2 separate regions of the Homo sapiens genome follow, and region 1 is linked to region 2. Evidence: read pairs that join two places in POLR2A ChIA-PET (ENCODE). Cell type or tissue: PC-9. All regions are shown on one strand. Links, peaks and the distances in the headings refer to the core of each region. The heading gives the core; the rest is flanking DNA.

Region 1 (4,398 bases), core at 196-4,195, 410 kb after region 2:
ATAAATTTCTTCAGCTGTAGTTGACATTATGCAACAATTTTCTAATTTAGGCCAGGTGTGGTGGTTCACGCTTGTAATCTCAGCACTTTGGGAGGCTGAGATAGGCATATCACTTGAGGTCAGTAGTTTGAGACCTGCCTGGCCAACATGGTTAAACCCTGTCTCTACTAAAAATACAAAAATTAGCTGGGTGTGGTGGTGGGTGCCTGTAATCCCAGCTACTTGGGAGGCTGAGGCAGAAGAATCGCTTGAACCCAGGAGGTGGAGGTTGCAGTGAGCTGAGATGCGCCAGTGCACTCCAGCCTGGGTGACAGAGCAAGACTCTGTCTCAAAAAAGCAAAAAATAAATAAATAAATAACATTCTAATTTAAAATTCCACTTTCAATTTACTTTCAATTCTTTTGCGTATATACCTAGAAGTAGAATTGCTTGATTATATGGCAATTCTATTTTTAATGTTTTGAGAAATTACCATACTGTTTTCCATAGTGGCTGTATGATATAGCTCGGATATGTGTCCCCTCTAAATCTCATGTGGAATTGTAATCCCCAGTGTTGGAGGTGGGGCCTAGTGGGAAGTAACTGGATTATGGGAGCGGTTTTCTCATAAATGGTTTAGCACCATTCCCTTGGTGCTATCCTCATGATGGTGAGTGAGTTCTCATGATATCTGGTCCTTGAAAGTGTGTGGGCTGGGTGTGGTGGCTCATGCCTGTAATCCCAGCACTCTGGGAGGCCGAGGTGGACAGATTATCTGAGATCAGGAGTTCAAGACCAGGTTGACCATCATGGTGAAACTGTGTCTCTACTAAAAATACAAAATTAGCTGGGTGTGGTGGCAGGCACCTGTAATCCCACCTACTCGGGAGGCTGAGGCAGGAGAATCGCTTGAAACCGAGGTGGAGGTTGCAGTGAGCTGAGATTGCACCATTGCTTTCCAGCCTGGACAACAAGAATGAAACTCCGTTTCAAAAAAAAAAAGAAAATGTGTGGCACCTCCCCACGCCCCCCACTCTCTCTCTTGCTCCTGCTTTCACCATGTAAAGTGCCTGCTCCTGCTTTGCCTTCCACCATGAATAAAAGCTCCCTGAGGCCTTCCTGGAAGCTGAGCAGGGCCATGCTTCCTATAAAGCCTGCAGAACCATGAGCCAATTAAACCTCTTTTCAAATTACCCAGTCTCAGGTATTTACAGCAATGCAAGAATGATCTAATACCTTGTACCATTTTACATTCTCACCAATAGTGCACAAAGGTTCAAATTTCTCCACATTCCTGGCAACACTTGTTATGTTTTTTTTTTAAATTAACCATCCTATTGAGTGTGAGGTGATATCTCATTGTGTGCTTTTTTGTTTGTTTGTTTTTGTTTTCGTTTTTGGTTTTGTTTTTCAGACTGAGTCTCGTTGTCACTCAGGCTGGAGTACAGTGGTGCAATCTCAGCTCACTGCAACCTTCGCCTCCCAGGTTCAAGTGATTCTTGTGCCTCAGCCTCCCAAGTACCTGGGACTACAGGTGCATGCCACCATGCCTGGCTAATTTTTGTATTTTTTGGTAGAGACGGGGTTTCGCCATGTTGGCCAGGCTGATCGCGAACTCCTAACCTCAAGTGATCCACCTGCTTCGGCCTCCCAAAGTGCTGGGATTACAGTCATGAGCCACCGTGCCCAGCCTCATTGTGGTTGTGACTAGCATTTCCTTAATGGCTAGTGATTTTGAACATCTCTTCATGTGCCTGTTGGCCCCAGCAGCACAAGAAGTATGGAGCAGATCAGAATAGCAGTGTAATGGTTCTGAAAACTAAACTGTCATTGGAACTAAAGCCTACAAAAGTAGATCAGATCTTTACTAAATCTAACAGGATAACTACTTGCTCAAATTGATTAAATAGAATCAAGACTCTCTGAAACATAATAACGAAAATATCCAAGGTACAACTGAAAATCACTTCTCATACCAAAAACCAAGAAAACCAAAATCTGAAGGAGAAAAGGCAATCAACTAATGCAAATACAAGGATGAAGCACATGTTGGAATTATCTGACAAAGACTTTAAAACATGCTTCACAAAAAGGCTTTGCCAATCAATTTTAAATTCTCTTGAAACAGTATATTTTATTATTTATTTATGTTTTTTTTTGAGACAGAGTCTCACTCTTGGCGCCCAGGCTGGAGTGCAATGGCATAATCTTGGCTCACTGCAACCTCTGCCTCCCAGGTTCAAGCAATTCTCCTGCCTCAGCTTCCTGAGTAGCTGGGATTATAGGCTGGGCCATTGTGCCCAGCTAATTTTTTGTATTTGTAGTAGAGATGGGGTTTCACCATGTTGGCCAGGCTGGTCTTGAAATCCTGACCTCAGGTAATCCACCCTCCTCAGCCTCCCAAAGTGCTGGGATTACAGGTGTGAGCCACTGCGCCCGGCCTGAGCCACCACGCCTGGCTGAAACAGTGTACTGTAAACTTAAAAACTTCTAGGAGAGTAGATGTTAAATGTTCTCCCACACACAAAAAAATAAGTTTATAAGATAACTATTGTGGAAGAACAAAAAAAGAAGCATGTCAGGTAACAGATATGTTAATTAGCTAGATTTAATCGTTTCACAACATATACATATATCAAAACATATTGTAGACCATAAATACATACAATTTGTATTTTTCAATTAAAAGTATTTAAAAAATAATCTGGCTGGGCGTGGTGGCTCACACCTGTAATCCCAGCACTTTGGGAGGCCAAGGTGGGTGGATCATGAGGTCAGGAGTTTGAGACCAGCCTGACCAACATGGTGAAACCCCGTCCCTACTAAAAATACAAAAATTAGCCAGGCATGGTGGTGGGTACCTGTAATCCCAGCTACTCAGGAGGCTGAGGCAGGAGAATCACTTGAACCCAGAAGACGGAGGGTCCAGTGAGCTGAGATTGCTACTGCACTTCAGCCTGGGTGAAAGAGTGAGACTCCGTCTTAAAACAAAAAAATTAAATAATAATAATAAGAATCCATGAGTCAAAGAGGGAGTCTCAAAGGAAAAAATTTTCAAAACAACTATAAGTACATATATACATCCTTTATATATATGAATATACAGAATAATAACACCACATACAACTTCATACTTATAACTTCAACAAATTAGAAGATATGGACGAAATCTTTGAAAATCACAAACTACCAATACTCTACTAAGATAAAATAGGCAATCTGAATAGTCCTACAACTATTAAATAAATTGAATTTATAATTAAAAAGCTCCCAAAAAGAAATCTCTAGGTTCAGACAGTTGCTCTGGAGAAGTTTACTAAACATTCATGTGATGTTTTACACAACGTCTTCCAGAAAACAGAAGAAAAGACAACACTTCTCAACTCACTTTATAAGGCCAGTATTACTCTGATACCAAAACAAGACTAGGGTGACACAACAAAGAAAATACAAATCAATTATCTTTCATGAACTTAAATGAGAAAATTGTTAACTAAATTTTAGCAAATCAAATCCAACCCAACAATGAATAAAAAGCATAATATACCATGACTAAGTGGGATTTATTCTAGGTATAAGAAGCTAATTTAATATTTAAAAACAGTTCAATGTAATATATTATATAAATATGATAAATAAGAAAAATAACATGATCACATCAATACTCATTCATATTAAAAAAAAAAAAAACCTCCCAGAGCATTAGAGAGGGGAACTCCCTCAACCTTATAATATAAAGTATCTACAAAATTCCTAGAGCTGGCCGGGCGTGGTGTCTCACGCCTGTAATCCCAGTACTTTGGGAGGCTGAGGCGGGTGGATCACGAGGTCAGGAGATCAAGACCATCCTGGCTAACACAGTGAAACCCCGTCTCAACTAAAAATACAAAAAATTAGCCATGCATGGTGGCAGACGCCTGTAGTGCCAGCTACTAGGGAGGCTGAGGCAGGAGAATGGTGTGAGCCTGGGAGGCGGAGCTTGCAGTGAGCTGAGATTGCGTCACTGGACTCCAGCCTGGGGCACAAAGCGAGACTCCGTCTCAGGAAAAAAAAAAAAAAAAAAAAAAAATTCCTAGAGCTAACATCATACATAATGTTAAAAGACTGAATGCTTTCCCTTCAAAATGGGGAAAACACAGGATGTCCACTTTTACCACCCTTATTCAACATAGTATTAGAAGTTCTTGCCACTCCAATAAGGCAAGAAAAAGAAATAAAAGGCATAGATTATGAAATAAAAAGAAAATTATCTATTTGTCGATAATTTGTTTATAAGTAGGAATCTCTAAGAAAAAAAAACTAGTACTAATATGCAAGTTGAGTAAGATCACAAAATATAGGATTAATATATAAAATTAACTACACTCCAATATAAAAATGCAATGCCATTTACAAATGCTCCAAAGAAAATGAAATAC
Region 2 (4,398 bases), core at 272-4,271:
GTATTTTTAGTAGAGACGAGGTTTCACCATGTTGGCCAGGCTTGTCTTAAACTCTTGGCCCCACAGTGCTGGGATTACAGGTGTGAGTCACCATGCCCAGCCATTCAATTATTTTTTCATATGAACATTTTTTAAATATAACAAATGCTGAAGGAATAGTTAAAGAATCTCTTATGTACCCCCCATGTGGATTGAATAATTAATATTTTGCCACGCTTTTGTATGTCCGTATCCATGTGTTTATTTTGTGTGCTGAGGCATCATGATGTTTTACTTCTAAAAAATTAAATATGTATTTTCTACCAAGAAAAGCAGCTCCTGGCCAGGCGTGGTGGCTCACGCCTGTAGTGCCAGCACTTGGGAGGCAGATACGGGCAGATCACCAGATGTCAGGAGTTCCAGACCAGCCTGGCCAACATAGTGAAATCCTGTCTCTACTAAAAATACAAAAATTAGGCGTGGTGATGCATGCCTGTAATCCCAGCTACTTGGGAGGTTGAGGCTTCAAGAATCACTTGAAGCCAGGAGGCCGAGGTTGCAGTGAGTCGAGATCGCACCACTGCACACCAGCCTGAAGGGGTGGGTTTCCCCTCCACAGCTGTGGGCGTTTCTCGTCAGGTGGAAGGACTGACTTGGAAAAGAAAGAGACACAGAAACAAAGTATAGAGAAAGAAAAATGGGCCCAGGGGACCGGCGTTAGGGAGGACCTGCATACGGAGGACCTCTCAAGAGGACCGGCCTCTTGAGTTCCCTTAGTATTTATTGATCATTATCGGGCGTTTCTCGGAGAGGGGGATGTGGCAGGACAATAGGGTAATAGTGGAGAGAAGGTCAGCAGGAAAACGTGAACAAATGTCTCTGCATCATAAACAAGGTAAAGAAAAAAGTGCTGTGCTTTTGATGTGCATATACATAAACATCTCAATGCCTTAAAGAGCAGTGTTGCTGCCAGCATGTCCCACCTCCAGCCCTAAGGCGGTTTTCCCCTATCTCAGTAGATGGAATATACAATCCAGCTTTACACGGAGACATTCCATTGCCCAGGGAAGAGCAGGAGACAGATGCCTTCCTCTTATCTCAACTGCAAAGAGGTCTTCCTTTTTTACTAATCCTCCTCAGCACAGACCCTTTACGGGTGTCGGACTGGGGGACGGTCAGGTCTTTCCCTTCCCGCGGGGCCATATTTCAGACTATCACATGGGGAGAAACCTTGGACAATACCTGGCTTTCCTAGGCAGAGGTCCCTGCGGCCTTCTGTAGTGTGTTGTGTCTCTGGGTACTTGAGATTAGGGAGTGGTGATGACTCTTAAGGAGCATGCTGCCTTCAAGCATTTGTTTAACAAAGCACATCCTGCACAGCCCTTAATCCATTTAACGCTGAGTTGACACAGCACATGTTTCAGTGAGCACAGGGTTGGGGGTAGGGTTACAGATTAACAGCATCTCAAGGCAGAATAATTTTTCTTAGTACAGAACAAAATGGAGTCTCTTATGTCTACTTCTTTCTACACAGACACAGTAACAGTCTGATCTCTCTTTCTTTTCCCCACACAGCCTGGGCGACAGAGCAAGACTGTCTCAAAAAAAAAGGGAGCTCTCCCATATAACAAAATACCGTTTCACACCTTAGAAGATTAACCATGTTGTCCTAATATTAGACTACCCAGTCTATGTTCACATTTTTCCAATTGTCCCCAGAATGCCTTCCATAGTTTTTTAAAATTACAGAATGTAATCAGGGTTCAAGCTTTGCATCTGGTTGCTCGCCACCACGCCCGGCTAATTTTTTGTATTTTTAGTAGAGATGGGGTTTCACTGTGTTAGCCAGGATGGTCTTGATCTCCTGACCTCGTGATCCGCCCACCTCGGCCTCCCAACGTGCTGGGATTACAGGCGTGAGCCACTGCGCCCGGCCAGCCAGCATCTTTTGTCTTCAGCTGCAGAATGGTGCTGCAGGTCTTACCATATATGTGGGTTTAATCTCTGATTTCCGTATAGCAGCTCATTCCTGTCATCTCATTTGCTGAATGCCCCTGAGCTCTGATTAAAATTCTGCAGGGGATAAACTTCCATTTCATATGAAGGTGTGTCCAGTCCTTTGTTCTCGTGACTGGACAGTGCATGTTCAACTGTTCCTTACACTTTTTTTTCAGCCACCATCCTTTATTCCTTTTGAATAAGGGAATTTGTACCATTTTCTCCTTATAATTTTAATGGGGTTTTGGGAGGAAGCACTTGTTGGTTGATCTATTCCTTTTCTTAGAAAGATGAGCATTATTTAGCCAGGTATGGTGGTGCACACCTGTAATCCCAGTTACTCAGGAGGCTGAGGCTAGAGAATTGCTTGAACCCAGGAGGCGGAGGCTGCAGTGAGCCGAGATCGCACCACTGCACTCCAGCCTGGATAACGAGCGAAATTCCGTCTCAAAAAAAAAAAAAGAAGAAAGAAAGATGAACATTATTTTTCTTCCTTAGCATCCCAGGTAGACTTTCTAATTTTCATCTTTTTCTTCTATTTGGCAATTCTTCATTATTTGTTATACAACTTGCTAAATTCTGAAATGGAAAGGTTATTTTTCAAGAGTACTTTCAGCTTTGTGGACCCATGAATGTTAATTTTCTACCTAGATCACCTCAAGTAGGGTTCCCTTCTCATAATTTAGTTGGAAGCATTAATAATATAGATTATTTTCATATTGGGAGATGGGCTACCAGAGTTAATCTCAAAAAATTTTATTGCTAGTAATGGGAAAATTAACAAATAAAAGTGATAGTAATATAAAGGTAAAATGAAGGGCTTACCATATGGCAGCCATGGTTCTGGGCACTTTATGAATTTAACTCCTTTGTGCTATGGTTCTTTGTACTCCATTTTAGAAGAAGCCTGAGAAGATGATGCACAGATAGAGAGGCACCAGGACTTGAGAGGCACCAGGACTTGGGAGGCATGTTGATCCATCTCCAGGAAAGACTGAGAAAAAGAGCGTTGAATATAAGAAAAAATACTTCCTCTGTTCTCAGATCGTATTTGTTTTAAGGCCACACCTTTTTGAAGTTTTCAGTTTGAAACACAACCTGGACTGAAATCATGAGGGAGGTTGTGTAGGAAAGAATCATCAAGGGACTTAGTTGGGAGCTTCTCTACCACAGCTTACTCCTTATGGTATTAACCCCCTTTAAGTGTAAATGTCTTTGGTTTAAAACGTTTGTACCTCATCTGTTACCAGAGTGTTCATACTGGAGAGAAACCCTATGAATTTACTGAATGTGGGGGAACTGTTACTCATATGTTGCATTTCGTCGAACGTGCAAGTCATGCTGAAGAGAAACCCTGTGCTTCTAAGGAGTATTGACAAGCCCTTAGCTAGATGACAATCTCATTGAGAAGCAGAAAATTCATGCTGGAGAGAAACTAGTGAAGGTAGCAATACTTCATTGAATATTAGAAAATTTTTCTAGAGAGAAAGCATTGAATATACTGAGTATGATAACATTTCCTCTCAAACCTTATCCCTTACTCTGCATTTGGGAGATCATACACAGAGAAGCCTTATAAATGTAAGAGATGTGGAAATATCTTCAGCCAAAAGTAAATCCTCACTCATCAAGAAATTTTTACTGGAGAGAAACCTTGTGAATGTGGGAAAGCTTCCATTCAGATGTCACACCTCAGCCAGCAGAGAATTTACAGTGGGGAAAACCCCTTTGCCTGTAAGGTATGTGGAAAAGTCTTCAGCCACAAATCAAACCTCACTGAGCATGAGCATTTTCACACGAGAGAGAAACCTTTTGAATGTAACGAGTGTGGAAAAGCCTTTAGCCAAAAGCAGTATGTCATTAAACATCAGAACACCCATACTGGCGAGAAGCTTTTCGAATGTAATGAATGTGGAAAATCATTTAGCCAGAAGGAAAACCTCCTTACGCACCAGAAAATTCACACTGGAGAAAAACCTTTTGAGTGTAAAGATTGCGGGAAAGCTTTCATTCAGAAGTCAAACCTCATCAGACACCAGAGAACTCACACAGGAGAGAAGCCCTTTGTATGTAAGGAGTGTGGAAAAACCTTCAGTGGCAAATCCAACCTTACTGAGCATGAGAAAATCCATATTGGAGAGAAGCCTTTTAAATGTAGTGAATGTGGAACAGCCTTTGGCCAGAAGAAGTACCTCATAAAACATCAGAACATTCACACTGGAGAGAAACCCTATGAATGTAACGAATGTGGAAAAGCCTTCTCTCAGCGAACATCACTTATTGTACATGTGAGGATTCATTCAGGTGATAAACCTTACGAATGCAATGTTTGTGGAAAAGCCTTCTCTCAGAGCTCATCTCTCACTGTGCATGTGAGAAGCCATACAGGGGAGAAGCCCTATGGTTGTAATGAATGTGGGA

The links. Peaks named below come from ENCODE experiments on the same cell type or tissue, not always from the same donor. Only the 100,000 strongest peaks of a DNase experiment are listed, where the experiment ranks them.
Region 1: POLR2A ChIA-PET joins it to region 2 with 5 read pairs; 3 of 35 experiments call an interaction of 5 or more read pairs at or near these places.

The regions. Positions count from the first base shown.
Region 1 is chr19:36,647,209-36,651,606 of GRCh38, forward strand. All of the region lies in intron 4 of ZNF461 (zinc finger protein 461), which reads right to left. Among named protein-coding and RNA genes, the nearest start is that of ZNF461, 17 kb to the right of the region's middle. In PC-9, for the core only: no CTCF peak of the experiment used is centred there; no DNase peak of the experiment used is centred there.
Region 2 is chr19:36,232,782-36,237,179 of GRCh38, forward strand. ZNF146 (zinc finger protein 146) reads left to right here. Exons shown (of 4, transcript NM_007145.3): 4 at 2,878-4,398. The coding sequence starts at 3,660. It overlaps LOC107985304 (a long non-coding RNA gene), which reads right to left and starts at 2,971. Exons shown (of 2, transcript XR_001753933.3): 1 at 2,803-2,971. It also overlaps a transcript of ZNF565 not described here. RefSeq lists enhancers at 791-1,293, 1,294-1,795 and a silencer at 3,593-3,793. In PC-9, for the core only: no CTCF peak of the experiment used is centred there; no DNase peak of the experiment used is centred there; H3K4me3 peaks cover 1,002 bases.